Linked DNA regions of Mus musculus: all the other regions are linked to region 3. Evidence: chromatin loops called from intact Hi-C (ENCODE). Cell type or tissue: left cerebral cortex. All regions are shown on one strand. Region 1 overlaps Gm10777 (a long non-coding RNA gene). Region 2 holds the start of Gm40720 (a long non-coding RNA gene). Region 3 holds the start of Zfp873 (zinc finger protein 873). Region 4 holds the start of AU041133 (expressed sequence AU041133).

Region 1 (8,000 bases), 47 kb before region 3:
ACTCAGGGCTTGGATACGGATGCCAGTTAGAATGGAGGCGGGTACTTCCGGTCCGCCATGCTGCAGGCTCCGCTGTGTTTCTGAGGGAGGCTTTGGTGGTTCCGGGTTCCGTGCTGAGACCAGCTGCTAGGAGCTGTGAGGAGAGAGGGCGAGCTGGGGATCCGCGCCATGGTGAGCGGGGCCGCCGTCCCCACGCGGGGAGGATCCGCGGGAGCCCGTGTGGGGTTGTCCCGGGGTGCGGGAACCGTCTGTTGGACGCGGCGCCCGGTGTGATTCCGTTCGTTCACCTGAGGTTACTGAGGGTCTTTGCCCCTCGCAGGCGGAAACCGGACCTCTCCCTGGCACAGGTCCCCTGGCTGCGCCTGCGCACAGCCTGAGAAATTGCTTGGAAACTCTTCGCGTCATTCTGCAGGGCGCGCGCATGCGCGGCTTTTATTGTCAGGGAAGACAAGTGTTCTGACTGGCAGAGCTCTAGTTTCCTTAGCGTCTTCTACAAGTTCTTACTAGGCACTTGACATTCACGCGTAGGGTACATCTACAGTGAATTCTGCGCAGGTCTAAAGACTGTGTCATTAACACATTCGCATGTGTTAATTCACGTGTGTTAGTAAGGCCAGACCCACTGTGTTTCCCTGCCTAAGTTGTCAAAATCGACCGAATATTAATTGCGATTTTGTTCTAATTGTTTTTTTATGTTCTGCTGATCTTTTTATTCTTTCTCAAACAGCACAGTCTTTATCGCAGGTGTAGGGTAACTTAGAAGTCAGACGGTGTCTCTGTGCTGTTTATTCAGCCTTGTGTGCTCATGTTTTCATTCATGATGATGTTTTGTCATCTGTTTTCTGTCGTTCATTGCAGGAATCGTTAGACTCTTCATTTGTTGGATCTATAGCTCAGATTCTGCACTAAAATAATATTGAGACTTCTTGTCTACAATCCTTGAATTTCTCTACTTTGGTTGATTTCATTGATTGTTTTTATAACATAGTTACAGTTTTGGCTCCAGACATTTGTCACATTTCTAGGTATTCCTGTATTCATTCAAAGGGACATGTAAGTGTTATGAGGGTATGTGTTTTTTATTTACTAAATTTCTTTCATGTGCATGAGTGTTTTTGCTTCAATGTATGTGTTCATCAGTTGGGTGTTTGGTACCCACAGAAAACTAAAGAGGACATCAGATGCTCTGCAACAGGAGCTATGGATAATTTTGTGCCACCATGTTAATGCTAGTAACAAATGATATTAGCATGATGCATGTTAGAACAATATCAGTTGTCTCCTTTATCCACTTGTACATGGGCGCTGCCCCTGCCTTTAATGATTTAATATCTTTTTAAATATTCAGTGTTTGCATTTCCATATGCCAAGGTTTCTATTACCACTTGTCTTCTTTCAGAGTCTGAGACAGCTTTGTTCATAGCTGATGTTCTTTGTAAAACATGAGGCCCAACCAGTCCAGGTAGGGCTTTTAAAAAAATAAATTTATGAGAAGGTCTCTTATGTTGATTCAGGTTGCCTTCATCCCACTATGTGGCTATACAGGCCCTGTTCCCTTTCAGAGTCAACATCCTCAACTCTTGGATTAAAGGTTTGTAACATCACACGGTTCTAAAAAAAAAAAAATCTATGTGACTCATGTCGTGGGCTGTCCATAAGGCTCTGTGTGTGGAATATGGCTTCTCCCTTGAGACCAGAATAGAAGGAAAAGTTCATTGTGTCCATTGCAGGGGGAGACAGGCTATGCAATAGCTGAATTATAGGTTGTTTAATTCAGTGAACTGCTGGGGTCTTTGTTATAAAGAAGGTGCTGATGTGTCAGGTGAGTGACTTTCTGTGTACTTTTACTAGCATACATCAATTCAGACCATATGAATGAAGCCAAACCAAATTGGTGGGTCCAATTTTGGGATATTATTTTGGGCTAATGAAATTTTCAATTGAATAACTCTCTCATGTGGGTAAATAAATGCAAATCTGGTTGGCTCTTTTCACTCTGGTAGGGGACTGAGACACAGGGTATTGATTGGCCTGTGTACAGCACCCAGCAGTTAATATTTACACAGGCCAGGCCAGATAGTCACCTATGAATGCATTTTCTCTACCAGGAAAGAATTTATTCTGTTTTAAAGTAAAAATATCTAGCTGATCTTTTATTTATTTCTAATCTCTTTTAAAAGCCAAGTTTCAATATGTGACTTAGTGTGGTGGGTTGAATAGATATGGCTCTCATAGACTCATGTGTTTGAATGCTTGCTTCCTAGGGAGTGGCACTATGAGGAGATGTGGCCTTGTTGGAGTAGGTGTGGTCTTGTTGAAGGAAGTGTGCCACTGTGGAGGTGACCTTTGACTTCTCCTTTATGATCAAATGTGGTCAGTGTGACACGGTCCCCCTCTTCTTCTGCCTGTAGACCAAGACTTAGAACTCTCAGGATCTTCTCCAGCTCCACGTCTGCCTGGATGCTGCTATGCTTCTTGCCATGATGATAATGGACTAAGTAAGTCTCTGAAACTGTAAGCTGGCTCCAATGAAATGTTTTCTTTTGTAAGAATTGCTGTCTGTAGTCTTGGTGTCCCTTCACAACAATGGAAACCTTAACTAATACAGTTAGCCTGTATTTTATTGCTATGACAAGACCATGACAATTCTTATAACAGAAAGCATTTAATTGGGGATTGCTTACAGTTTCAGAAATTTATTCTATTGTCATCATGGTCAAGAGTGTGGTGGCATGCGGCAGGCATGTTAACTGAGAGTTCTACATCTGGAACTGTAGGCAGCAGGAAGAGAGAAAGCCAATGGTCCTGGCTTGGGCCCTTGAAACCTCGGAGTACACCCCAACTGACACTTTCTTCTACAACACCACCCCTCCTATTCTCTGCCAAGGGGTGCCACTCCCTCCTGACTAATTATTGAAACTCAGGTCACGCCCCTAGTCACATACTTCCTCTAAGACCACACTTCCTCCAAGAAGGCCACGTGTCCCGATCCTTCTCAAGCATTGCCACTCCCTGATGACCACTCAGTGAAACATAGGGGCCTACGGGGGTCATTCTCACTCAGACCACTGCAGTATCACTTTCACAATATCATTTTTGTACGTGCATTACTGCTCTCGTCTCTATTTGCTTCTGTTCTCCAGTGCTTCTCACTTATTATGAACTTCATTCAATTTTCTGCAAGTGGTTATTCATTCATTTATTTTTTTAGAACAATGTGTCATGTAGGTAGGTGTCTTAGTTTTTCTGTTGCTATGATGAAACATCATGACCAAAGAACAGGTTGGAAAAGGTTTATTTGGCTTATACTTCCTCATCACTGTTCAGTATTGAAGGAAATCAGGATGGGAACTCAAACAGGGAAAGAACCTGGAGGCAGGAGCTGATTCAGAGGCCATGGAAGGCTTGCTCCCTATGGTTTGCTCAGCCTGCTTTCTTATAGAACCCAGGACCACCAGCCCAGGGATGGCACCACTCCCAGTAGACTGGGTCCTCCCCATTGATTGCTAATTAAAAAAAAAAATGCCTTGCAGGTCTACCTACAACCCAGTCTTGTAGAGGCTTTTTCTAAGCTAAGGTTAGACATGTATCTTTAAGTCAGTCTGTGTTAGTCGGAATAGATAGGTAAAGAGAGAAATGTTTTTTTTTGGTTTTTGTTTTTGTTTGTTTGTTTGTTTTTTTGGTTTTTCGAGACAGGGTTTCTCTGTGTAGCCCTGGCTGTCCTGGAACTCACTCTGTAGACCAGGCTGGCCTCGAACTCAGAAATCAGCCTGCCTCTGCCTCCCAAGTGCTGGGATTAAAGGCGCGCACCACCACGCCCGGCTGAGACATATTTTTTTTAAAGATTTATTTATTATTATTATAATATCTAAGTACACTGTAGCTGTCTTCAGATGCACCAGAAGAGGGCGCCAGATCTCATTATGGATGGTTGTGAGCCACCATGTGGTTGCTGGGATTTGAACTCAGGACCTTGGGAAGAGTAGTCGGTGCTCTTAACCACTGAGCCATCTCTCCAGCCTGAGAGACATATTTTTTTTTAAAAGTTATTTATTTATTTTATCTATACGAATACACTAGCTGTCTTCAGTCACACCAGAAGAGGGCATTGGGTCCCAATACAGATGGTTGTGAGCCACCATGTGGTTGCTGGGAATTGAACTCAGGACCCCTGGAAGAGCAGCTAGTGCTCTTAACCACTGAGCCATCTCTCCAGCCCAGAGAGACATATTTTTAAGCAAGTGATTCTTAGTGTTTTAATCCTGGAATCCTTTAACATAATTCTTCTTTTATGTTGTTGTGACCACAACCTTAAAACAAACATATGACAGTCTGGCAACACTAGGGGACCGCTGCAGAAAGGTCTTTTGATTCTCAAAGGGTTTCAACCCATAGGTTGAGAAACTGTTTCAAGTTCCTTATCAGACTGTCTAAAGTCATTATTCTGTTGCCTCATAAGATAGGAATTTTGTGGCCTGGTGTTTAGCTGTGATATTTATTAGTCTTATTTATCTATCCATCAAGATCATATATTGATAAGGTCATTACAATAAAATATCTGATGAACTTTAAATTGTCTCATAGCCTTATAAATTAAAAAATTTGCTGTTTCTAAAATGTCCAGTTTTTAATTTTTTTTGTAAAATTCCTAAACTTTTTAAAAAGAAGTTTAAAATTTCTCAATTGTATGTTTTCCAGTATTGAAAAAGTACCTGTGTAAAGGGTGAAGTCAGAGAGCACAGTCATTTTTAGAAGGCAAAACCAAGATTTTTTTTTTTTTTTTTTTTTTTTTTTTTTTTTTTTGGTTTTTCGAGACAGGGTTTCTCTGTATAGCCCTGGCTGTCCTGGAACTCACTTTGTAGACCAGGCTGGCCTTGAACTCAGAAATCCACCTGCCTCTGCCTCCCGGGCGCTGGGATTAAAGGTGTGCGCCACCACGCCTGGCCAAAACCAAGATTTAACAGTGTAAACAACTCAGTGTTTCCAAAATCAGTAACAACTGGCTTACTTTTATGTTACAAAGTTGTAAAGGTTTTTGTTTTTTTGTTTTGTACATGACTGTATGGAGGTGCAGTTTTAATACTCACACACACACACACACACACACACACACACACACCCTTGGGTTTTAAGACAGGACAGAAATTAATTATATAAAATCTTTTCCTTATTTTAAAGTATCTTTGGACACGTTTTCTTGGTTAGCTCATGCCCAGTATTACTGCCCAGAATGGCTCCCACCCTGAGTTAGGAGTTTTAAGTTAACTTTTTGATACAGATGTTACAGGTTTTTAACCATACCCAATAACTTATAAGCCATTGATCTATAACCAAAACATGTAGAACATTGTATATGCAAATATTTAAGACCAGTCAGAAACAAACATGTAGTGGCCACATTATACATTTGAAACAGACAGACAAAACTTCCTCCAGTTGTAATTTCAAGAGAAGAGGACCTTGCTACCTGTTGAGTCCAGTTCTCATGGTCACAGTGGTTCTCTTGTGTGACTAGCCACTGAATACCTGCTGTAGAAAGCTGATGTGCAGGTGACTTTTTAAGAGCAGCTTGTACAGATCAGGTGACCTAGGCTTTATTCCCTGGCTCTGTTTCCTCTCTCAGGGTAACCAGGCACTGATATCCACATGCCTGGAATGAAAGCAAAGAAGCTTATGCAGGTGGGGTGTATTTGCAGGATCCAGCCAGCTTGAATGCAGGGGAGAAAAAGCCTTGGAGAGATTCTCAGTGAAACAGCCCTCCTTTGTTGGGGGTAGCAGGGGCCATATGGACTTTGGGAGGTTGGTGGGTTTTCAGTGAGTGTACATCATTAGCTGTGCTGAGGTGCTGGGCACACTCCATTAGCATGAAGAGGAATTCCAGGCGCTTGCTGGGCGTGTCCTCAGGGAGAGAGGAAGCTAAATGTGCAATTTGGTCTCCAGGCTATGTAGCTATCTCAGGGTGGCAGAGGGTTGGGGTTGTAGAGCCTATGTGCACTAGAACATGCAGACTCGAAGGAGGGAACAGTCCTACCTCCTGGTGGTCTCAGGACAAGATTTTTGGGATTTGGACATGTTTCAGCCTCATTCTTGCTCCAGATTGGCTTCCTGAAATTGCACAACTTTCTGGCCTTAACAGTGGCTCAACAGATGCAAAGGTGAAAAAAGCAGCCCGACGTGAGTAGAATGCTATGTCCCTGAGGCCACGGTGAAGTCCTGGCCTGTGCAGCTGCTGAGGCTCATGTCCGGGTCAGAGGGCTTGCAGCAGCAGGTGTCCATGTAGATGTCCATGGCCTGTATTACTACCAAAAGCCATCAGACATCCCTGGTCTGTGCTGGTCCTGCCCCTCCTTGTTGTTTGGAGGGAGAGACTACCCCCGCCCCAGCCCTTGCCACCTATATCAAGCAGGAGAGCTGGCCTTGCCACTCAGTGGCTGCAGCACTTGGGAGGGCTTGGCCTATGCCTTGCTTAAGCAGGACAGTAAAGCTGGCCCTGGTGGTATGGGTGTGGGTGAGCTGTTGGTGTGACCAACTTAGCTACCACTCAGGTTAATATCCAGGGCTATGAGTTAAGTCAACCCAACATCTACTTCATCTTTGAACTGCTGGGGCACATGAAGGGGGCTTCACTTGCAGATTTAAAGTTCCAGGATCTCCACAACAGAGGACAACAGGATATCCGAGGGGGATTCGGGGAGGTAGTAGAGGCCAGAGGACTCAAACCAGATCAGTCACTCATTGCAATGAACATTTGCAACTCAGATGTGTGGACAAAAGTTTATACTGTGAGACACATTGTGCTACATACACAATGGCTTCCACAACAAGATTTTTTTCTGGGGTGGAGGGAGTTGAAAGGGCAGAGGGCTGAAACAAAGGGGCAGGCAGATGAGAGGTATTGGGGTACATGATATGAAATTCACAAAGACTAAAAAGTGGCTGTCATGGTTTGCATATGCTCATCCCATGGAGTGGCACTATTAGAAGGTGTGGCCTTGTTGGAGGAAGTGTGTCACTGTGGGGGTGGGCTTGGAGATCTTCCTGGTTGCCCGAGGATGCCCAGTCCGTTCCTGGCTTCCTTTGGGTAAAGATATAAAACCCTCAGCTCCTCCTACACCATGCCGGCCTGGATGCTGCTATGCTTCTGCCTTGATGATAATGAACTGAACTTATGAACCTGTAAGCCAGCCCCAATTAAATGTTGTCTTTATAAGATTTGCCTTGGTCATGGTGTCTGTTCATAGCAGTAAAACCCTAACTAAGACAGTGGCTGTGGAGCGTTTTCTTAATTAGTGATTGATGCAGGAGGGCCCAGCCAAATGTAGTTGTGCCATGCATGGGCTATTGGTCCTGTGTTCTGTATGAAGGCAGACTGAGCAAGCCATGGGGAGCAAGCCAGAAAACAGCAAACTTCTATGGCCTCTGCCTCCAGATTCTTCCATGGCTTGGGTTTCTTTTTTTTTTTTTTTTTTTTTTGGGTTTTTCGAGACAGGGTTTCTCTGTATAGCCCTGGCTGTCCTGACCTCACTTTGTAGACCAGGCTGGCCTCGAACTCAGAAATCCGCCTGCCTCTGCCTCCCGAGTGCTGGGATTAAAGGCGTGTACCACCACGCCCGGCCTGGCTTGGGTTTCTGTTCTAACTTTTTGATAATGAACTGTATTTTAGTTAGGGTTTTACTGCATCTAGGCAGGCATGGTGCAGGAGCAACTGAGAGTTCTACACCTTCATCTGAAGGCTGCTAGAAGAATACTTCTAGGCAGCTAGGATGAGGGTCTTAAGCCCACACCTGCAGTGACATACCTACTCCAACATATCCCGAGCTTATCCCCGTCCCGCGGGAAATAAACACAGGACACACCAGATTCTTCCACGGTTAACTTTTACTTCTATATCATATTGAGGTAGACAAAGAAGGCTCAGAAAGTGTGTGGCTTAAATACTTTTGGTGACGTGTCTAAACTAGGACTGGTAGCAACACCCATGATCCTCATGCACCCTGGGG
Region 2 (8,000 bases), 130 kb after region 3:
GAACCTGTAAGCCAGCCCCAATTAAATGTTGTCCTTTATAAGACTTGGATTGGTCATGGTGTCTGTTCACAGCAGTAAAACCCTAACTAAGACATCTGGACATCTAGATCACCTGAGTCCCAGAAATTATATAGTATGCCAGATTGAACATGCCAGCCAGAACATGCCAGTCTAGTATTAGTGTGGGTTTCACGAACCCTTCACGGAAGGCCTGCAAGCAGGACACAGGATTCCTCACTGAAGCAGTGGAGTAGAGCAGTGAAATAGCGCAGGGATTCTTCATGCCACCGATACTGCTCCTGTCTGCTGCTTCAGCACCATCACAGACTCTAGGCAGGGATGTCAAAATATGGTAAGTTGACTTGATGGCAAAACTGCAATGCCATATTCCTATGGGGACTCTAGGACAAAGACTGGCACCAGTGGACCAATGCACTGCATTGGCAGAGACTGTTCATGGTGTCACCGTTTGCTTTTTTTTTTTTTTTTTTTTGAGATAGGGTCTGGCTTAAAACCCAGGCCTGCCTAAACCTCACAGTGATCCTTAATACAGAGTACAATTGTGTGCCACGCCTGGCTGCTTTTTATTTGGTGGCTAAATAAGCAGAATTAGTACAAGTCAGGCATGGTGTTACATGCCTTCAATCTTAGCACTCTGCACCAGAGGCAAACTGATCTTTATGATTTCCAAGGCTAGCCTAGTCAGCATAGTGTGTTTACATCCAGCCTGGGCTACAGAGCAAGGCCCCGAGTAAGAAAAATAGTAGGCGCATGATTTAAAAAGTACTTATTTTTAATTTTCACCAATGATTCAAAATTAAAAGCAAAACGAATCTGTAAACTCATGTGTCAAGTAGGCAGTAAAATGTGTATAATTGAGTCTTCAGAATATTAAGAGGCTCTATGGTAAACAGAATAATAGTTTAAGAGACCACAGGGTTTTGACGCATATTTTTTTTTTTTAAGATTTATTTATTATTATATGTAAGTACACTGTAGCTGTCTTCAGACACACCAGAAGAGGGAGTCAGATTTTCTTACGGATGGTTGTGAGCCACCATGTGGTTGCTGGGATTTGAACTCTGGACCTTCGGAAGAGCAGTCGGGTGCTCTTACCCACTGAGCCATCTCACCAGCCCATTGACGCATATTTTTTAAATCAAACTTTCTTCTACAAAAATGGAAATCATGGCACGTTTCCCACGGCTGGCCTGAGGCATGGCTAGCCCAGAAACTGGTAGATTTACTTTTTCCCTTTTCAGGTTCACAGGAAAACCAGACCATTGCCCCAGAAATGAGACCTGAGCTCCCAGAGGTCTGGCTCAGCAGATGGCTGCTGCCAGCAGAGCTTCAAGCCACCATACTTTGCATTTTGGCTAGGATAGTGGGACCCCTTAACCTTACTCTGTAGCCTGTCATGTACTACAAAGGGCTTGGGCAAGGGGCAGGATTGGCTTTGCCAGACTAGACACTTAATCTGGCCCTACAGAGTAAATTCCTGAGATCAGATACATTCTCCTAAGATTGCAGAGCTAAGAAGGCCTCCATCTTGGAGTCATCTCCAGCTTTCTGTAGTCAGTGATTCAGGTACTGGGAACACAGATCTAGGAGTACAACATTAGAGCAAGAAAGGCGAGAGGTGTCCCTTTGACTGACAGGCAAGAATCTCCCTGTGTAGCTCACTTGCATGGTCTACAGACGGTGGTGGCCTGGCCTGGGTTTTACAAGTCTGGAATATGGAGGCTGTAAGTCAGCACTGCATGACGATAATGTTTGGTGGTGAGTCTCAGGACTGGTGAGTGGGATCTGACAGATGGAAGGGATGCAGCTAAGCTCTCTCGCACCAGTCACATCTATACATCACAGTAGGATGTTGGTCATGTGCGGTTGTCATCTACCTGGCACCTGTGTGGAGATCACAGTAGCGTACATAAGTCCGAGGCAAAGTCCGTAGTACAGAGACAGACCTTAGTACATCCCATGTGTTTAATTTGACTGATAGACCCTATACTCATGATTCTTATGCCTTTTATTATGAATTTCATTTATAATTATTTTCATTTTCTGTCCTTTGATTTTCTTTTCTTTATCAACTCATAGTAGAGTTGGTTGTTTAATGCAACAGAAATGCCCAGGAGATAATTTTCACGTAAAACTCTTCGTTTGTTCATGTTTTAGGAAGTTGTACAGAGATAACTTCATAACTTGTAGGAAGTTAACTGTAAATACTTTGCATCCTATTGTCATTCTGGCAGTGTGGTGAAGGAGTTTTATTTTGGACAATGGTTGGACATAGCTAGGTATTGTATTTTCCTTTTTAGTTTTGGTGCCTTTCTGTTTTTTGTTTTCATTTTTCTTTATAAAAGTTCAGAATTTAGGCTATTGAGATGTGTAAAGACACATGCCATGAAGGTTCGAGGACAAGTCTTCTGTCCCGAGTATAGACCTCAGGGCCTCAGGCTTGGTTGCAAGTGCCTTTACTCTTTCAGCCCTCTAGTTGGTTCCTCTCACACCACGCCCTTCTGATCCATCTATTTCAGTATATTGGTTTTAGTTGATCTCTTTTCATTTTGGTGGTAGAGAATACTGGGTGCTCATTTTAGACCCCCTTCCTTGCTTGGGCAGCATCTGTCCACTGAACCTTAAATAAAAAGTTATTTTATGGCAGATTCTGCTTAAGTTCCTGAAGTTTTTATGTCAACTTAATCCGTAGCTATACAAGACCGTAAACATGTGATGCTCCTGCCTCAACCTTTTAAGTGATGGGATTCCAGAACTGCCCCATCACTCTCAGCTTGAAATTCATGAAGGGCAGCCCAGATCCTGGGCTGGACAAGTTCAGGGTAGGAGCGAGCATGCCAGCCAACATTGTAATAGGTAAGGACTGAGGGATGCAGGGAGAAGCTGGCAGACAGACCAGCTTTGATGATCTAACACTCCAGGGGGAAGAAGTGTCTACTGTGTTCAGGACGACTTTGCAGTTAGGTGGAAGCTCTATTGCAATGCCAATCTCTGCAAGTCTGGGACAGTTCTGTGCCTGGAGTGGAAGCTAGGACTAGGAACCACTGTGCTAAATCTCTGCAATTCACTCTTTCGCTAAGGGAGCTGCTCCTGTCACTAGCCAATCAGGGCCTCGAAGCGGACTGGTAGTCAGAATAGGAGCGGACACTTCCGGTCCGCTATAGTGCAGGCTCGACTGAGTGTCTGAGGGAGGCTCCCCGCGGTCTCTGTTCCGTGCTGTGACTTGCCGACCGGACCTGTGAGCAGAGCTGGGCGAGCTCGGAATCCGCACCATGGTGAGCGGGACCGCCGTCCCCACGCGGGCGGAGCCGCGGGAGCCTGTTCGCCCTGGGCTGCGGGGACGGCGAAGAAACGTGGCACGCCAGGAGGTCTCTGCAGTCCCTGGAACTCACGCTCCTGGCAGCTGCTGAATAATTTCCATCCCTGTGCTGCGCCTGTGCAGAACAGGGGATTGGAGGGCTGTGTGTGGGTCTGTCCTTAATGCTGACGTCATCTAGCAGTGCGCGCGCATGCGCTGCTTTCATTGTCGGGGAAGGCAGGTTTGCTGACTCGCTGAAGCCCTAGTTTCCCTAGTGTCTTCTAGAAGTTCTGTACCTGGCATATGACATTCATGCGCAGGATCCTTCTACAGTTAACTCCGCGCAGGTGTAAAGTCTGTGCTATTAACACATTTGCATGCAGATGCCACCGTGGTCCAATCCCATGTGTAAGACCAGACTTACTGGGTTACCTACATTAGCTATGTTGCTGTTTCTGAGTGCTCTCTCGTGTTTTGTTGGTCTCTTTCTTTCTCAAACAGCACAGTCTTTATCGCGGCTGTAGGGTAATTTAGAAGTCAGACGGTGTCACCGTGCTGCTTATTCAGTCTTGTGTGCTCACGTTTTCATTCATGATGACCTTTTATCATCTGCTTTCTGTAGTTCATTGCAGAAATTGTTAGACTCTTTAGTGGACGTTTGTTGAATCTATAGCTCAGATTGTGTCCTGCAATAATACTGAGACTTCTTGTCTACAATCTTGCAATTTCTCTCCCTTTGAATTCCTTGATTCTTTTAATTACAAAGTTACAATTCTGGCTACAGATGTTTGTCATATTTCTATGTATTTCTGGTCATTTCTGTATCCATGCTGACATAATAAGAGATAAGGGGTCTATTTCTAATTTACTAAATTTGTTTCATGTGCATGGGTGATTTGCTCCCATGTATGTGTGTTCATCATTTGATTATTTGGTTTCCACAGAAGATAGAAGAAGCCATTAGATGCTCTGCCACAGGATCTCAATAACTTTGTGTCATCGTGTTAGTGCTGGGAACTAAACCCAGGTCTTCTGTGCAGGTTGTCCTGAGTTGTATTCGATAGGGAGCCATGATAGCCGGAGGGCAGTAAACAGCATTTCTTCAGTTTGACAGCATATGCAGAATGCATACACTTATTGTGTATGTACGTTAGCATATCTGTTTTTTTTTTTCCGGCTCCCCTTAGTGTTAGCCAGAGCTGGAGGCTCGTTTTTACTGAAGAGATTTTTCTTTATTAAAGTCTAACATTGTTTTCTAAGGTTGACTTGACCTCATGTGTAGCCCCACAGGGCATTGCTATTGCTGTCCTCCTGAATCCACTCCGCATTATTTGGATTACAGGTTTTAAGTACCACACAGTTCTAAAACTACCCATTTGAGTCATGGAGTGGGCTGATCATTCAGTAACAGGAAAGGGGTTTGTCTTTGGAGCATGACTTTCCCTTGAGACCAGAATACAGAGAATAATTTACTGTATACACTACAGGGGGAAACAGGTTAGGCAGTGAGCTGCAGAGGTCTCTGATATAAAGACAGATTTAATGGGGCAGGATGAGTGCCTTCTCAGCATGAGTTAATTAATACCATATGAATGAAGGCAAACTAATTTGTTATATATATAATTTCTGGAGGTTAGCTTGAGCCAGTGAAATTTCCAATTGGGTAATTCTATCATATTTGGGTAATCGCAGACCTGATGAGAAGATTGAGAAGCAGGCAATTTGGCTGTAACAACTTTGTCAGCCTCCAGCACCCAGTGGGTAACATACACAAGACAGGTTGATAGAGTCAGTTATTAATGGCATTCCTCTACCATGAAATAGCCTACTTTACTCCAACATCAATATAGCTAAGTGTCCTTTTAGTTATTTTTATCTCTTGAAATGCCATGTATTGGTGTCTGTGGTAGTGTTCTGTTGCTGTAAAGAAAACCTACTGTTATAAAGGAAAACATTTAATTGGAGCTTGCTTACAGTTTTAGACGTTTAGTCCATTATCATGATGAAAACAAAGGATTATGCCATGCAGATAGAAAAAAAAAATAGGTACTTAAACCTAAGTTTGGAGGCCTCACTTATTTAATCCTTCACTGGACATAGTAGGGAAGTTTATATTGAGGAAACCTATAACCTGCCAAAGAAAGGAGGCTCCTTTCTATTTTGTGTAATGTTTTCTTCTTTTGGTCTTTCTCTCTGTCTCTTTGGTTCTGTTTCTTTCCCCCTCATCTCTTTTCCTGCTTCTCTCAATTTTTCACCTTTCTTTTTCTTTGGAGTTCTTTCTACTTAGGTTATATTTTTTTGTCATTGTTTATATTTATTCAATAGCCTTAGGTTCCTATATTTTAATGTCTGGTCCTCAATTATTAGAACTAAAGGTGTAAAATTATGAGGTATGCCCATGTGGCAGTAGATGTGTCTTGTTTGTTAAGGTTTGTCATTGTAGGTGGGCTTTGAGGTTTCAAAAGACCTCTCCAAGGTAAATGTTTCTGCTTGCTTTGCCTATGTTAGGATGTAATACTCAGCCCCATATCTGTCCACAGTGATGCTTCCTTTCATGGTGATAATGAACTAACCTGTCACTGTAATCAATCCCCAAATTAAAAGCCTTCCACTATAGAGTTGCCTTGGTTATAATGTTTCTTTACAGCAATAGAATAGTCACTGAGTTGAGTTGTTTGTGTAACATTTTGGCATATTATCTGTCTGTATTCTGCCCATGTCACATGAAATTGAGTAAGGCTGAATGAAAGAGTAATGGGTTGTTTTCCTGACTAAACATTCAATCTGTAGCATGGTTATTATTGATGACTCATGCAGGTCCATAGACAAAACGAGTAACAATAGGGGCAGAACACTAGGTAGTTTCAGATGGTAGTCATGTGCTGAAAGGGAGATTAGGGCCATTAAAGAGAAGGCTCAGCCAGGTGTGGTGGCGCATGCCTTTAATCCCAGCACTTGGGAGGCAGAGAGGCAGGTGGATTTCTGAGTTCGAGGCCAGCCTGGTCTATAAAGTGAGTTCCAGGACAGCCAGGGCTATACAGAGAAACCCTGTCTTAAAAAACCAAAACCAAAACCAAAACCAAAACCAAAACCAAAACCAAAACCAAAACCAAAAAACCAACCAAACAAACAAAAAAACCTAAAAAAACCAAACCAAAGAGAGAGAGAGAGAGAGAGAGAGAGAGAGAGAGAGAGAGAGAGAGAAGGCACCTGGTCTTCTTTGAAAATACAGAGTAGGTATTGTAAGGTCACTGTAATACCCAGCTAAACATTTAACTATGGAAGGAGAAGGACAGGTGATTCATAGTCCCAGAGAGCAGCTTCATACAGAATATGTGGCCGCTCTGTTCCCGTAGAGCCAGGTCCATCCACGGCTAGAATCCTAAGTGGTGGTGGCATCTATAAGTCACCATTTCTTGAGGGAAGAAAGATGGAAGGTTTAAAGGTTATGGCTTTTTCCTCTGTACTTTTAGTTCAGCACTGTTGCAGCCATCCGTTTGGCAGAGTTCGATCCCCAGTGAGGAGGCTGTGAGAGTTCATTAGATGAAACCTTGATTCATTAGATGAATGAGTTCATTAGATGAAGCCTTTTTTGCATCTTGAGACCACAAGGTGTTGAGATACCCAAGCTTTGAGACACTTGTCATTTGACAGCTTCGTGCAGAAAGAGAAAAGTAGCCAGAGAGTCGCAGTGAGAAAGAGTCATCTAAAACCTTTGAAACTGAAGCCCCAGGTATCTAACACAGAACTTCAGGATTGGTATTTTCCTAGCAGGGTTTCAGGCTTGCCTTGGTCTAATCTGTCTTTATTTCTTTAGAATAAAAATGTGTATTCTGTTCCATTATGTGTTGGGTAGATATAAATTAGTGTTTTGAATTTATAAGATGTCACAATCAAGAAAGTGCTTTGAGTGTCAGAAGAAACTTTGAACATCCAAACAGTGTTGGAACTGTTATATAATCTAAGGATTTTGAAGTTAGACTAACTGTATTTTGCATCATGGATTGACTGTGATCCTATTATGACCTATGTGGAAATTGTGGTAGGTTGAATGACAAATCTCCAGTGTAGGATGATGTATTTGAACATTTGTCTCCGGTTTGTGCTGCTTTTCACCGAGATGCTTATGGAACCTTTAGGAGGAGGCTTTCTGGAGGAAGTTAGTCTCTGGAGAAGGGCAGTGAGTGTTTATACCCTCCCCACACTTCCTTTTCTTTGTGTGGTTGAAACTGAACCGCCTTGGTTCTTCTCATGCAGACACACCATCACCACCATCACAGACACCATCTCTACATAATGTGTGGTAAAATAGAACGAGTTGCTTTTCCATGCCAAGGCATTTTACTAAGCCTGATATTTTTATGTTTATATTTTTTGCAGTTGGATATTTAGGTTTTTGTCCATGTGAAATATTTGATTCTGTTCTTACATTTACCCACACCTTGGCTTTTGATCTTTGACAGAGGGTATCACTTTTTACAGCAGGATAACATACATTTAAGGCATTAATCCTGAGTCTCCCGAATCATTGTGTCTTCATTATGGTTCCTAAACACTATAACACTATGACCAAAAAGCAAGTTTTTTTTTTTTTTTTTTTTAGTGTTGTTGACTTTTTTGTTTATCTTTTTTTTTTTTTGGGGGGGGGGTTGTTAGTTTACACTTCATATCAGTGTTCATC
Region 3 (8,000 bases):
AGGTCAGACAAGGCAGTCCAGCTAGGGGAACATCCAGCAGAGTTGGGTCCCCTGACCTTTATTGTCTGGCCAACAGCTCCCCTTGCCTTCCCAAGAAGTTCTGAGATCATCAGGATCATCCAGCCAACAACAGGGAAAATGAAATGCCTAAAGGATAGTGGAAAAACATAACAAGATCCAGGGCAGTACTAAAGCCCAGCTATCCTGCTACAGCAAGCCCTGGATACCCAAATGAAACAGAGGCACAGATAATCTTAAATCCAATCTTATAAAGATGACAGAAACCTTTAAAGAGGAAATGAATAAATCCCTCAAAGAAATCAGGGAAACATTCCAACAGTTAGAGGCATTAAAAGATTAAGCAGGCTGGAGAGATGGCTCAATGGTTAAGAGCACTAACTGCTCTTCCAAAGGTCCTGAGTTCAAATTCCAGCAACCACATGGTGGCTCACAATCATCTGTAATGGAATCTGATGCCCTCTTCTGGTGTGCCTGAAGACAATGACAGGAGAGTGTATTCATATACATAAAATAAATAAATACCTCTTTAAAAAAAAAAGATTAAGCAAACAAATATAATGAAATACAGGAAAATACAAACAGGTGAAGGATATGAATAACACTGTCTGAGACCTGAAAATGGAAATAGAAGCAATAAAGAAAACAGAAACTGAGGCAATCCTGGAGATGGAAAACCTAGGAAAGAGAACAGGAACTACAGACACAAGAATCACCAACAGAATATCAGAAATTGAATACAGAATCTCAGGCAGAGAAGATATGATAGAAGAACTCGATACATCAAACAAAATGAAAAATCTAAAAAGTTCATGACACAAAACATCTAGGGAATTTGGGACACTATGAAAAGATCAAACCTAAGAATAATAGGAATTGAAGGAGAAGATCCCGAGAGCAAAGGCCTAGAAAACGTTTTCATCGCCATCATTGAAGACTGAGATCCCTGTAAATGTACAGGAGAGTAACAGGATCCCAGGAAACTTTTAATGGCTGTGAGTTAGGGAGGGCTTTGTCTTCCTTCAGGGACACACTTCCAATGTCCCCTTTAAACATTTTCTTCATGCTGGTTGGTGATGGGAACACTTTTAATCCTAGCACTGATGAGGCTTAGTCTGGTAGACTTCTGTGAGTTCCAGGCCCTCCTCCTTCACAGAATGAGTTCCAGGGCAGCAAGAGCTTTCTTGAAAAAATAGGGAGAAAGCAAAAGAAAACGGAAAAATTTTGAGACAAGCATTTCCTTTCTCCAATTTTACAATTCATCAATCTCTGATAGAAGTAGATCATGAATGAACTAAACCCCCCACATAGAGATGGCATTTTATATTAGGTGGCCTACTAAATTATAATTTAGCAGATTAAGTACTCACTCATAGGGTAGGACACAGAAAACAGGAAACAAATAAATTAACTGAGAAGGAAACTATATTACAATGTACTTTCTCCATACCTTGTTTATGTCAAAGTCACTAAAAAAATGGAAATAAAAGCATGGGTTCCTAGGACATCCTTGGGCAGAAACAAGAATGAACTTCAAAAGAGGAGTCACAAATATATTAAGAAAAAACAGGCATGGAGAGTAGCAGGGCAGGGCAGGGCAGGGCATGATGTGAGGCGTTGAGACCCAGCTTTGCCTCTGTCTGCAGCCTTCAGCTCTCATGGCTGCTCACTGGTGGCACCTCTGGAGCATCCAGCAATCTCTTCCTTTGGTTTGCTTTGGATGTGTGCTTTCCCATGGTTGGCTCTTTAGGCTGTTGCATATTCACTAGAGCCTTCACAATGTGGAGGGTAAACAACAACATAAAAAACAAAACAAAAAACCAATGTGGAGGGTTAGGACCTCTGTTAATACCTGAATATCTTTTGGAGGCACATGACTACCAAAATATGCATAATTTCTGATAATATTCATTTTCTGGTATTATATTAAAGGCACTTTGTAAAAGGGAAGACCACAATATTGAAGGACATAAAAAAGGTTTAGAAGATGTAGAAGGTAATTTTCATGTGCAAGAGGATATACTCATGTACCTCTGAAGAAATTGTAATATAACCTGAAGTTTTAAGGAAAAGCTACAGTGTAAATAAGGCCAGCTTTGTGATGCTTTTTTTGTTTGTTTGTTTTTGTTTTTTTCTGGCTGTCCTGGAACTCACTCTGTAGACCAGGCTGGCCTTGAATTTAGAAATCTGCCTGCCTCTGCCTCCCAAGTGCTGGGATTAAAGGCATGTGTCACCACTGCCCAGCGTGATGCTTATTAAATTCTCATAATGCCACATACCCCAATGCCAGGTACCTGATCAATGTTTTGAGGGCATTTTTTCTAAGAAACAACACAAGGAAAGAATGCCTTAACAGATGTCACAATTTTAGTGATAGCCACATGAGAGCCATGTTGTACAACTGCCTGTCCATTTGGGTTCACACCATTCAATTATTGTAAAAGGCATAAGCATTGTTGAGTGTGTGCCTTAGTTACGGTTCTATTGCTATGAAAAAACACCATGACCATGGCAAGTCTTATAAAGAAATCTATTTAGTTGGGGCTGGCTTACATTGTCAGAGGTTCAGTCCATTATCATCATGGTAGGAGCATAGCAGTGAGCAGGCAGTCAAGGTGTTGAAGGAGCCAAGAGTTCTACATCTTGATCTGATTGTACCCAGTACAGGACAGGCTGTCTTCCCTAGGTAGCCACGAGGAGGCAGTCTCCCACACTGGATGAAGCTTGACCATAGGAGCCTCAACACCCACCTCGCTAAGTGCCACACATCTTCCAAGGCCATACCTACCCCAACATTGACACACCTGAGTCGTGCCAATCCCCATGGGCCAAGCACATTCAAACCACCACATTCCATTTCCTGGCCTTACATCCTTGTTTAAACACACAAGTCTATAGGGGCCATCATAGCCACAATGCAAAAGTCCCCATAGTATATCATAGTCTCAACAATGTTTAAAAGTCCAAAGTTCAGAGTCTCTTCTGAGACTTATGCAATCTCTTAACTGTAATCACCTGAAAAAAAATCTCAATCATAATGGAAATTGTGTATTTTCAACATCACAGGATGCACATGACCAGTCCAAAATTATAGTGAGGAAATACTGGACCAAAGCCAGACCAGAAATCAGCTGGGGAAACGCCAAACTCTGCATTTTCATGTCTAATCTCTAACTCCTTTCAGCTTTGGTGACTGAAACACAATTCTTTCTCTTGGCTGGCTCCACTTCCTATTAGCAGTTTTCCTTGGCAGGTATTCTATGGCTCTGGCATCTCTAATATAGTCTCCGAGGCAACTTCAACTTCACACCTTCTTGTTCCAATGTTGGGGATCCACACACATTATCTTCTGGGCTCCTCCAAAGGGCTTGAGTCATATCTCCAGCTCTGCCCTCTGTAGCACTCTGCGCTGTTCTTGGTGATCATCCCTTGGTTTTGGGCTCTCCAGTATGCTCTGGTCTTGTGCTCCAACTAGGCTCCATCAATAGCCTCTCAGGCAGACCAAGAGATCGGGAATGTAAAGGGTAGATGAAAAATAAAAATACATCCCCACCCCTAGGTAATCTAAATGGTTGGATTATAAAGGGAAGGGCCGCTGTGGGAAGCAGGGCTGTAGAAGTTCAGGGTAGGGTCGGGGCATGCCAGCCAACTCTGTAAGCAGTATGGACTGAGGGATGCAGGGAGAAGTTGACAGACAGCCTCTGCGCTGATAAAGTACCCACCTTAGTTTTTTATCCCTGGTTGTAGGACCTAACATTCTGTGCCCAGGAGGAAGAAGGGGAAATACCTACTGTGTGAAGGAGAAGTGCCGGAATGACTTTGCAATCCAGGCACAAGTTCAGCTGCAATGCCAATCTCCACAGCTCTGGGAAAGTTCTGTCCCTGCAAACCACTGTGCATTGTCCCTGTAAGGCACTCTTGACTCTAGAGTGTTAGCGCCTGTCACAGAGGCCTTATTAACCAATCAGAGCCTGGATTCGGACTGCCAGTCAGAACGGAGGCGGGCACTTCCGCCACCATGCTGCAGGTTTGACTGTGAGTCTTAGGGAAGCTCTTGTGGTTCTGTGTGCTGCTTTTTCAACTGCTGCTAGGAGCTGTGAGGAGAGTGGGTGAGCCCGGAATCCGCACCATGGTGAGCGGGGCCGCCGTCCCCACGCGGGGAGGATCTGCGGGAGCCCGGGGTGCGGGAACCGGCGGCGAGACGCGGGGCCCGGTGTGATTCCCTTTGTTCCCCCTGAGGTCCCCTCATCTCCCAGGCGGAGGCGGGACCTCTGATCGACTTAGTTCCCCTCTCTGCGCCTGCGTACAACTTGGGACGCCGGACCTGCTGTCCGCAAAGTGCAAAGCACCATTCAGTGCACGCGCATGCGCGGGTTTCACGGTAGCCAGATTTTCTGACTTGCAGAGCTCTAGTTTCTCTAGAGTCTTCTAGAAGTTCTTCACTTGGCATTTGCCATTCAGGTGTGGGCTCCATCTCCAGTGAATTCTGCGCAGGTGTAAAGTCTGTGCTATTAACACATTCGCATGCAGATGCCACCGTGGTCCAATCCCATGTGTAAGACCAGACTTACTGGGTTACCTACATTAACTGTGTTGCTGTTTCTGAGTGCTCTCTCGTGTTTTGTTGGTCTCTTTCTTTCTCAAACAGCACAGTCTTTATCGCAGGTGTAGGGTAACTTAGAAGCCAGACGGTGTCACTGTGCTGTTTATTCAGCCTTGTGTGTTCATGTTTTCTTTCATGCTGACCTTTTGTCATCGGCTTTCTGTCGTTCATTGCAGAAATCGTTAGACTCTTTAGTGGACGTTTGTTGAATCCATAGCTCAGATTGTGTCCTGCAATAATACTGAGACTTCTTGTCTACAATCTTGCAATTTCTCTCCTTTGATTGAATTCGTTGATTTTTTTTTTTTTATTATATATTTATAGTTTTGGCAACCGATATTTGTCCCACTTCTGTGTATTTCTGGCCATTTTATCCATGGTGACATATAAGAGATATGGGGATCTGTACTTTTAATTTACTACATTTGTTTCTTGTACACAAGTGTTTGGCTTTCTTGTATTTGTGTTTATCAGTTGGGTGTTTGGTGTCCATAGAAGACCAAAGAGGCCATTAGATGTCGCCACCAGGATCTAGGAATAATTTTTTACCACCATGTTAGTGCTGGGAACCAAACCCAGCTCTTCCACTAGAGCAGAAGTCTTAGTTGCTGAGCCATCTCTTCTGTCTTAAACTTGACAGACTTTGAAAAATTTGCATGTGAGTGTGCCCATTTCACAGGCTGAAAACTGAGGGTTAAGGTGATTGAGGTTTGTTAAAAGTCTTGTGTTTGGGAGTTGGGAGATGTCTCAGAGGTACTGTTTGAGACTCGGTCTGTTTGACACAAGCTAGAGTCAGACTGGCCTGTGGGCAAATGTGTAGGGTATTCTCCTGATTAATGATTGATATAATAGTGCTTACCCCACTGTGTTTGGTGCCACCATGGCCACCAGTCAAGATCATTTGTACTTTTGTGGCTAGGAACAATTGCTGAGGACCAGCCTCAGTTGTTTTGGGGTTCTTGAGAATGGGAGGATTGGACCAGTGTGAAGTCAAGAGTCTCAGGCAATGATGCAGGCTCAAGCTGACAGGTGACTCATAGTTGTTCAGAAGCTGAGCTCAGAGACAGCTTTCTGGTTTGTCTTTTCTTTTTCTCTCTGAGTTCATCTCAGGCTTTTATTGGTTACACACTTCCTTGTTATGCAGTAATACATAATCCAAAGCCTTTTCATTACTTTTCTCAAGCACATTAGTTTTTCTGAAAAACCTCATGTAACTATGCCACCAGAAAGCATAATGCACACCCAAAGACACAGTTTAGTGTCTGCTAAAGCAAGTTTTACATTAACCTTTATCTCTCAGAAAAAACTCCACATCACAGGTCATCTAGGCATGAACATATGGTTATAGCATTAGCATGAAAACAGAATGGTGCCTAAACAGGTCAGGATAATGTTAATATTTTTAACTTGTCTAAAACTTGCAAGATCTCTTTATTAAGATATATTCATTTATATATCTATTTCTACAGTACTTTCCAAACTTTTCTTCATATGCAATATTCATTCCTCTTGCAACTTCCCCTAGGGCTCCTTCACAAGCCCAAATCCTATCTCTTAAAACTTGTACTCTAATTTCCTTAGGCAAATGATGCCAGGGGAGTCAAATCATTATGTTCCTATCTTTCCAGGAAGGTCAGCTCACTAATCCAATAGATCCAGCTATTACTTCCTCTGTCTTGTCCCTTGTATTTTCTATGGACAGCCCTGCCCCTAGGCCCAGTGTTCCTTTTCCTTGCCTGTCCTCCTTGCTTCCTGAGGATCACCTATAGTACCCTCAGCTGTACCTCCAGCAGCAAGTCTGCATACACACTGCTATGCTTTCCACCATGAGGATAATGGACAAAGCCTCTGAAACCATTATCAGCCCCAATAAAATGTTGTCCTTTATAAGAGTTGCCTTATTCATGGAGTCTCCTCAGAGCATTAAAACCCTAACTAAGAAGTTGCTACCAGGGCCTGCGGTATTGCTGTGATAGGCCTGACCATGCTTTTGTTTGAGAGATGTAGATTTTGGGACTTTGGATTAGGAAAGCAGTGGAATGCTTTAAGTGGGATTTAATGGGCTAGAAGCATGGAAGACAGTGGTGCTGAGCATAATTTGAATTCTGGGTGCCTGGCTCAAGTGATTTCATAGGGGAAGAATTTTAATATGTTTTTTAGACATTGTCCTTGTGATATTTTGGTGAAGAGTGTGACAGCTTTTTGCCTATGTCTGAAGAGGCTGCTTGAGGCTAAGGTGAAGAGATTTAGAATAATTACTTTGGCAAAGGAAATCTCAAAACAGCCTAGTGTAGACTCTGTTCTGTGGTTCACTCTTAGTAAGAGAACATTTTACAAAGGAATAATATGAGCAAGGACAGATACTGAAAGAACCTAGTGGGGAAACCCCCACTCAACTCCCGATTCGGCGTGCACCCAAGAATCACGAACAGATCGTCTTGATGTAAAAACACGAGGTAGTTTAATGGTGGAACTCCGGGTCAAAATGTATCTCATGCAGGAGACAGTGGATTCGACCACGAGGCTTGGAAGCCAGGGGTTTTTATAGAAAAGGGGCTGGGACTGGGGGAGGAATTGGCGCAGTTTCACATGATTGGTTCATTTAAACATCAGCAGACTGTAAATGCAGATAACATTTAACTTAGGTCAGAAGGGCGGGAGATAGGGAGGCTCCAGGCCAGTCATTCTCTTTATCTTTATGGCCAAGCAGCCTCAGGAATGTCTTAAGGATGGGCCTGCCTGGGCATGTCCTGGCCTGTTCTGCTATGTTCTCAGCCCCAGGTTTCAAAGCTCACTAACAACTCTTTGGGCTATTTGACATAAATTACATGAATCACAGGTCTCAAGTTTTATTTTCTTTCAATACAAAATGTATGTTCAAGCATTAAAGGGGCACCAGGAAGTGGAATGGAGCTAAATCCTGTGTTCAAGCAGATAAATAGATTGAAGATATTAAGTGGAAATAAGGGAATGATGGACTCAGGCAAGATAGAACCTAGGTAAGCTTGTTGTTTATGCCTTTGTTGCTGTACGAGGCATAGTTATATCAAGTTAGGCATTATTTTGACATGGTTATTGTTTTCATTTAGACATAAATATGATTGTGTGTCACATTTAACAAGGGATGAGTTATGATATCTGTTTTCTTTTGTCAATGTGACAACATACAACGTGACCATCTAGAAATGGAGGGTATACCAGTGTCTCAGTTAGGGTTTTACTGCTGTGGATCGACACCATGACCAAGGCAACTCTTATAAGGACAACAGTTGGGGCAGGCTTACAGGTTCAGGATGTTCAGTTCATTATCATCAAGGCAGGAACATGGCAGCAAACAGGCAGGCATGGTGCAGGAGTAGCTGAGCGTTCTACATCTCCA
Region 4 (8,000 bases), 80 kb after region 3:
TATACATTCCAGAAGTTTGCCTACATGAAGTTCAAGCACAGACAGGTTAAAGTCAGACAGACAAAAATACAAGGAGAATTCAGTGAGGTCAAAAGTATTCCAGAGTCACATCTTTAAATATGGAGACACCAAACATACTTTCTTCTCCTTGGTCTCCAATGAAAAGGAGGAGAATACAAGTATCCATTCATATATCAAAAAAGTGGATCACCTGATAAATTTACTTGTTAATTTTTTTATGCCTCATGCCAGTAAGAAAAAGTTATCATGGTTTTAGTGCAGAATTCTACCAAACTTTCAAAGAATGGCTAATACCATTACTCCTCAAAATACTTCACAAAATAGGAATAGAAGGAACACTGCCAAACTCATTCTGTGATAGCAGAGTCACCTTGATACCTAAACCACACAAAGACTCCACAAAGAAAAAGAATTTCAGACCAATTTATCTTATGAATATCAACACAAAAATAATAAAATAGTCACAAACTGACTCCAAGAACACAGCATTCATCCCATCAAGAAGGCTTCATCCCAGGAATGCAGGGATGGTTCTATATATGAAAATCCATCAATGTATTCCACCATATAAATAAACAAAAATGTCACATGGCCAACTCATTAGATGCTGAAAAGGTCTTTTGACAAGATACTACACCTCTTCGTGTTAAAATTCTTGGAGAGGTCAGTGATACAAGTGCATAAAACATAATGAAAACAAAATAAATCAAGCCAATAGTCAACATCAAATTAAATGGAGAGACGCTTAAAGCAGTTCCAATAAAATTAGGGGCAAGACAAGGTTGTACACTTTCTTCCTATCTATTCAATATAGTACTTGAAGTTCTAGCTAGAGCAATAAGATACGTAAATGGGATAACAAGATACAAATTGGAATGAAGAAGAGACAGAATTGCTCAATATTCACAGATAATATAATAGTATACATAAGTGACCTCCCAAATTCTACCAGATAACTCCTACAACTGATAAACACCTTCAGCAATGTAGCTGGAAACAAAATTAACGTACTGAAATCAGTAGCCCTCCTTTTTACAAATGATAAATGGACTGAGAAAAAAAAATGAAGACAACATCCTTCACAATAGCCACAAATGACATAAAATATGTTGGTGTAACGCTAACAAAGCAAACAAAAGACCTGTATGACAAAACTTCAAGTTCCTGAAGGAGATTAAGGTAGATGTCAGAACATGGAAAGATTACCCATGCTCATGGATTGGTAGCTTTAACATAGTGAAAATGGCCATCTTACCAAAAGCAATCTAACATTCAATGCATCAAAATTCCAACACAATTCTTTACAGACCTTGAGAGAGAAATTCTCAACTTCATATGGAAAAAAAAAAACCTGGATAGCTAAAACAATCTTAAACAATAAAATGACTTCTGGAGGAGTCACCATCCCTGGTTATAAGCATACTACAGAGCTATAGTGTTAAAAACTTTATGATATTGGTATAGAAACAGACAGGTTGGTCAATGGAATTGAACCAGAGACCAGAAATAAACCCACACATCAGGTCAGTCTTCCTGTGGCACCCTAACAACTGGAGCAGGTTCTGTCCCTGAAGCTGTTGCCTATTTGTAGAATTCATTCTCCTATCTGGGCTGCCTTGTCTTCCCTCAGTGGGAAAGGAGTCTAATGCTGCAGAGATTCTCTCCCCTGTTCAGTAATTGACTGGTAAGATTTTATTCAGAAGTCAGGGAATAAATAGTGAGCAGTACTTATGCAACAATGAGGCTGGAGATACTTTGAATAAGGCTTGAAACCAGATATGGGGCCAGAGATATCAGCATTTGAATAATACAGAGATAATCTTCCCACAGGGCACAAAACATTATGTCTTCATTTTCCCCTTCTAGCTAATAAAAGGCTCTTTCTGTTTGGAATCTTTGGATAAAGTATTCTATAATCTATTCTATTTTGGTGAGTTTAAATTCTGTGTTTAAATCATTCTTTACCATAATTGTATAGAGCTTAATACATTTTCCTAAATCCTAAACACTTTAAACGTATATGGGAGACTTTGTCTAGTCTTCAACCCCAATAGACATCCAAGAAGGAATAATTACCTGAGTATGTACAAAGTGTAAGCAAGCAGCTTCCAAAATTAAAGAAATGAGAGAGAAAGCTGACTGCCTGGAACGTTTTATCCTTTCTAGAGTCCAACGATCTCAAAAGTGTTTTGAGAACTCTGATCTTTCAGCTAAGTGATTCTAGGAGCTGTGGGAAGGAGGGAAGTTAAAAGTGATAACATATTTAAATGGAAATCCCCATGACCAAGAGAACAGAATCTCTGGCCTAACATTCCAATGAGAATTGGCCAAGGACCCATACCTATGATGCAAAGGTCTCACCCTAAACCATAATAATGAAATAAATGCAATAATTATTTGTTTTGTACTTGAAGTCTGGCTAAGGATTATTGAATCAACTAACACTAAACAGGTACCCCTCCTCATTGTACTTTCTTGATTCAACACAGAACATAGTGATGACATCTTAAATGAGTTTAAAAGGAACAGCATTTATAGAAGAGACAAAAGGATATATGTTTAACAAATCAAATATGAGTATTTTCCATCAAGTACTATTAATCTTGTTTTTGGATTAAGAAATTCAAATATTTTTAATTTCCCTATCCCGGTAAAACCTTAGTTTCCTCAAAGATCCACTTGTCTCTGGAGCAGCACGTCTTTTCTCTTACTTCTCCATATCCGTTGCAGCAATTCTTTCTAGACTATCCAAATGAATAAGACTGAGGTGAGACTCAAGCCAAAGGGGAAATGATACAGCCACCACCTCTTTAGAATAAAAACCAACAAAGCCTCTGCTTAGGGCAGGAACATAGCTTCTAGATGAAGAGTAACGTTTTCTTTTTCCAGACACTAAAATGGCAATGCTGGTCTCTTCCTTGGCCACCCTGAACTTACTTCTAATATGCCCACATAGAAAACAACTTTAAGAATGATTTAACACCCGTCTCCTGCCATCCAAGACTTTCTTAGAGGTGCTAGTTTTATGTTCTTGCCAAAGGTCAACTTGGCAAGGTCTGTTTTGGTGCTTCAGGAGGTCTTGAAGGAGTCAAGGGAACCTGGCTCTTTGGCCTGAGGGGCCGTGGTTATAAGCTCCAAGGCCACCTGTGCTCAATCTGAGGCATCCTGTATTTTTCTTGTCAGCATTGCTGAATTGGTTTCTGCTGACTGATTCTCCCTCTGCAAACAGTGTATCATACATGCACTTCTTAATAAACTTGTTTGGCATGAGCCATCATCATCTTATACTGATACCTCCCTGGACCAGAATTGGTGGTGTATTGTGCCATAGACCAGGCTGTTTTAAACTACTGATGCCCTGCCTCTACATCACAAGGTTGCATGATAAGGCAGTGCCACCGCAGAAGGCTGGGGCACTGTTATGTTTGTTCAACGACGTGCAGTTGAGAGAGGTGTTTGCAATCCATGGTGTGCCTTGTTGAAATTGCTGATACCTGGTAAATATCCATCCGGTAGTTTAAATCTGACCTGAATGGAAATGGGCTTTCTTTCAGTTGTGAGGCAGGGGGATCAATCCACTACACCTTGTTTAATGATCTGCATATGCTAGAGACCTATATGAAGGAGAAGTTCCCACTAGGTGCAGGGACGACTTTGCAGTCCAGGTGTAAGGCCAATCTGTTCTGTGCCTGGGGTGGAGGATAGGGCTGAGAATGACTGTGCTGCGTCCCTTCACAGCCTCAGTCGCTAAGGGATCTGCTCCTGTCACTCAGGCCTCACCAGCTAATCAGGGCCTCGAGGCGGAACACCAATCGGAATGGAGGCGGGCACTTCCGGTGTGTGGCAGAGGAAGACTCCTCCATCCATGTTGGGCGCAGTGACCCTGCTTCCCGCAGCTGTGAGGAGAGTGGGGCGAGGTCCGAATCCGCGCCATGGTGAGCGGGGCCGCCGTCCCCACGCGGGGAGGAGCAGATCCGCGGGAGCCCGTGTGGGGTTGACTCGGGGTGCGGGAACTGGCGGCGAGACGCGGCGTCGGTGTCATTCCGTTTGTTCCCGAGTTGTGGTCCCGCAGGTGGAAGCGGGACCTCTCATTGACTTAGGTCTCCTGGCTGCGCCTGCGCACCGCATGGGAAGCGGGAGCTGGGCTTATAAACCATTCTGGGCTGGCTGCAGAGCTCGCGCATGCGCGCTGTCATTGTCAAGGGAGGCAGTGGCTGGCTGGCAGACCTCTAGTTTCCCTAGTCTTCCAGAAGTTCTGAACCTGGCACTTGACATTCGGGTGTAGCATCCATCTCAGTTAACTCTGCGCAGTGTAAAGTCTGTGTCATTAACACATTCGCATGTAGATGCCACGGTGGACCAATCACGTGTGTTAGTAAGGCCAGACTCACTGTGTTTCCCTGCATAAGTTGTCAAAATCGACCGAATATTAATTGTGTTTTTGCCCTAAGTGTGCTTGTTCTCTCATGTTCTGTTTGTCTCAAACAGCACAGTCTTTATTGCAGGTGTAGGGTAATTTAGAAGTCAGACGGTGTCACTGTGCTGTTTATTCAGTCTTGTGTGCTCATGTTTTCATTCATGATGACCTTTTGTCATCGGCTTTTTTATAAGTGGTTTTAAGTGCTGAGCCATCTCGCCAGTCTTAAACTTGACAGATTTTCAGAAATTTACATGTGTGTATGCCTATGCACAAGATGAAATCTGAGGGTTAAGAGAATTTAGGTTTGCTTTAGAATCTGTCTTTGGGTGTTAGGAGAAGACTCAGTAGGTATACTGGTCAAATTTGGTGAGCTTGGAACAAGCAATGGATAGGTATTCTTCTGATTAATGATTGATGCAATAGTTCCCATCCCACTGTGTTTGGTGCTGCCGTGGGCAGGTGGTCTTGGGATGCATAAGAAAGCAGTCCTAGGAAGCCATTAGATCGGAGCAGTGCCTTAGTCAAAGTTCTGTTTCTGTGAAGGGATGCCATGACCACAGCATCTCTTATTGACGGAAACCATTTAATTAGGGCTTGCTTATAGTTTTAGAGGTTTGGTCATGGTGGGGAGTATGGTGGGACATTGTCAGACATGGTGCTGGAGAAGTAGCTGAGAGTTCTAAATCCAGATCAGCAGGAAGGAGGAGAGACTGTGAGCCTAGCCCAAGCATTTGAAACTCCAAAGCCCAGCCCCAGTGACACACACTTCTTCCAAGAAGGCCACGCAAACTCCAAAGCAAAAAAAGTCCTCGCCTTGTCAAGTAACACCTCGTTCTAATGACCAAGCATTGAAACCCATGAGCCTGTGGGCACCATTCTTTTCTTTCTTTTGTTTTTTGTTTTTTTGTTTTTTTGAGACAGGGTTTCTCTGTGTAGCCTGGCTGTCCTGGAACTCTGTAGACTAGGCTGGCCTCGAATTCAGAAATTCGACTGCCTCTGCCTCCCGAGTGCTGGGATTAAAGACATGGGCCACCACGCCTGGCTAGTGGGCACCATTCTTATTTGAACGACTAGAGGTTGACAGCATATGTGGGATGTATAAGTCTGCAGTGTGTAGTTATAGAAGTTTGCAAAATCTGTTCACTGGAGCTTGAGACTTGGCATTATAAAGAGATTTTTTATTCACTAATCTCGATGTGTGTGGTGTGATTTCTCATTGGGAAGGCCCATTAATTCCAGAACAGCTTCACCTTCAGGCTTTTTGTAAACATCCTTTACAACAAGCTCTCTTGTGTTGACTCAGGTTGTCTTCTAAGGCCTTGCTGCCTTTCTGAGTCAACCTCCTCATTTCTTGGATTAAAGGTTTCTAACACCACACAGTTCTGAAAACACCCATTTGAACCATGTAGTGGGCTGGCCAGATCAGTAACAAGACAAAGATTTGTGTTTCTCTTTCTTGAAACCAGAATAGAAGGAATAGTTTACTGTGTAAACTGCAGGAGGAAACAGAAACAGATAGTAGCTGGGTTTTAAGCTGGTCTCCATTATAAAGAATGTTCTGATGTTTCAGGTGACTTTTATGCATTAATTCATATGATAGGAATGAAGGCAAACAAATTGGTGGATGTTTAATTTGGGGAGGTTACCTTGGTCCAATGAAATTTCCACTTTTCCAACTCTCTCAGATGGGTAAGTGCAAAGCTAGTTGGCTCTCTTCAGTGTGGTGAGAGGTTTGAGTCACAGGGCATTTGTCTGTGGCTTGTGTAGCAGCATATAGCACTCAGCAAATAACATTTTACACAGGGAAGGTCGTAAACTCTCTTATTAATGGCATTCACTTTACCAGGAATGAACTTGATCTGTTTTAACGTGATCTGTAGTTATTTTATCTCTTTTAAAAGCTAAGTATCAGCATCTGGCATAGAGTGGTGTAGGCATTGCCTCTAGAGACTCGTGCGTTTGAATGCTTGACTATCAGGAGGTGTAGTCTTGTTGGAGTAGGCGTGGCCTTGTTGAAAAAGTCTGTCACTGTGGAGGTGGGCTTCGAGGTCTCCTATATGCACTAGGCTGGCCAGTGTGACACAGGCTTCCTCTTCTGCTCCCTGTGGATCAAGACCAAGAACTCTTAGCTTCTCCAGCAATTTGTGTGCCTGGACGATGCTGTGCTTCCTGCCATAGTGATTATGGACTAAACCTCTGAAACTGTAGCCAGCCCCAATGAAATGTTTTCTTTTATGAGAGTTGCCTTGGTCATGGTGTCTCTTCTCAGCAATAGAAGCACTGACAGCAGCATGAAGACAGAAAGCCAATGGGCCTGGCTTAAGCCCTTGAAACTCAAATCATACCCCTCAATGACCCACTTCCTTTAAGACCACACTTCCTCCAACAAAGCCACACCTTCTAAATTTACCCAAGCAGTGCCTTTCCCTGATGAACAAACATACGGACATATGGGTGCCATTCTCATTTAAACCACCATAGTATTACTTTTAAGTTTTCAGTTGTTTTACATACATCACTACTCTAATCTCTACTTGCTTCTATTCTCCAATATTTCTCAATTAGTAATAATTTAATCCAACTTTCTTCAAGTAGTTATTCATTTATTTATTTATAGAGCAATGTGTCATGTAGGTGTCTTAGTTTTTCGGCTGCTGTGATAAAACACCATGACCAAAGAGCAAGCTGGGGAAGAAAGGGTTTATTTGGCTGACACTTCAGCAACACTGATTGTCATTGAAGATAGGACAGGAACTCAAGCAGGGCAGAAACCTGGAAGCAGGAGCTGATGCAGAGTCCATAGAGGGTGCTTTGGATTGGCTTGCTCCAGAGCATCTGCTCAGTCTGACTTCTTATAGAATCCAGGGATGGCTCCACTTCCAATGGACTGGGCCCTCCCCATTAATCACTAAGTTAAAAATACCTTACATGCCTGCCTACAGCTGAATCTTATACAGGTATTTTCTGAGTTGAAGTTCCCTTCCCTCAGATGATTTTAGGCTGTGTCAGGTTGACAGAAAACTATCCAGCAGAGGAAGCCAGGCTTGCCTTGCACTCTGTGGTTAAGAATTGAGGTGAACACCTAAAACTTCCTCTGCTGCCCAGTGCTGGGAGTAAGGTTTTCAGGTCAGGAAAAAGGAAGGAGACAACTTAGTGAGTTTCCTAGTGGAGTTCAGACTTTTGCTGGGGAGATTTGAATGCACAGGGACCTGTGTAAGAATTGGAACCAGTTGCCAGGCAGTGGTTTAATCCCAGCACTTGGGAGGCAGAGGTAGGCGGATTTCTGAGTTTGAGGCCAGCCTGGTCTACAGAGTGAGTTCCAGGACAGCCAGGTTTATACAGAGAAACCCTGTCTCGAAAAACAAACAAACAAACAAACAAACAAACAAACAAACGAATTGGAACCAGTTGTCCACTTACAAGGCCTTGTAGTTCAGTCAAGGTCAAAGGTCATTGTAGAGAAAGGGAGGTGACATGAATGAGGGTGAAAGTTTTCCAGTTTTGTCTGCAGTTGCATTTATCAGAGATTAGCCAGGTAATCAGTTTTAGGTGATTGATG

The links. Hi-C counts contacts between places; a loop is a spot of excess contacts. Peaks named below come from ENCODE experiments on the same cell type or tissue, not always from the same donor. Only the 100,000 strongest peaks of a DNase experiment are listed, where the experiment ranks them.
Region 1: it touches region 3 in a loop (8-fold over the local background); 5 of 42 quality-filtered maps call a loop at or near these places.
Region 2: it touches region 3 in a loop (5-fold over the local background); 14 of 42 quality-filtered maps call a loop at or near these places.
Region 4: a loop joins it to region 3, with 2.8 times the contacts of the local background. A loop is called at or near these places in 8 of 42 quality-filtered maps.

The regions. Positions count from the first base shown.
Region 1 is chr10:81,996,947-82,004,946 of GRCm38, forward strand. It overlaps Gm10777 (a long non-coding RNA gene), which reads left to right. Exons shown (of 4, transcript XR_003948919.1): 1 at 1-171. Among named protein-coding and RNA genes, the nearest start is that of Gm10777, 4.0 kb to the left of the region's middle. In left cerebral cortex, a CTCF peak has its summit at 3,891 (motif pointing right); a DNase peak (open chromatin) is centred at 418; H3K4me3 peaks cover 613 bases.
Region 2 is chr10:82,175,159-82,183,158 of GRCm38, forward strand. It overlaps Gm40720 (a long non-coding RNA gene), which reads left to right and starts at 2,978. Exons shown (of 7, transcript XR_003948925.1): 1 at 2,978-3,296. In left cerebral cortex, no CTCF peak of the experiment used is centred here; DNase peaks (open chromatin) are centred at 3,201 and 3,476; H3K4me3 peaks cover 1,401 bases; H3K27ac peaks cover 1,034 bases.
Region 3 is chr10:82,044,080-82,052,079 of GRCm38, forward strand. Zfp873 (zinc finger protein 873) reads left to right here and starts at 4,044. Exons shown (of 4, transcript NM_001319203.1): 1 at 4,044-4,150. The coding sequence starts at 4,148. Gm46195 (a long non-coding RNA gene) reads right to left here and starts at 3,969. Exons shown (of 2, transcript XR_001779681.1): 1 at 3,810-3,969; 2 at 2,368-3,507. In left cerebral cortex, no CTCF peak of the experiment used is centred here; DNase peaks (open chromatin) are centred at 3,275, 4,020 and 4,316; H3K4me3 peaks cover 1,587 bases; H3K27ac peaks cover 1,162 bases.
Region 4 is chr10:82,124,143-82,132,142 of GRCm38, forward strand. AU041133 (expressed sequence AU041133) reads left to right here and starts at 3,871. Exons shown (of 4, transcript NM_001163064.1): 1 at 3,871-3,956. The coding sequence starts at 3,954. In left cerebral cortex, no CTCF peak of the experiment used is centred here; DNase peaks (open chromatin) are centred at 3,834 and 4,131; H3K4me3 peaks cover 1,647 bases; H3K27ac peaks cover 1,135 bases.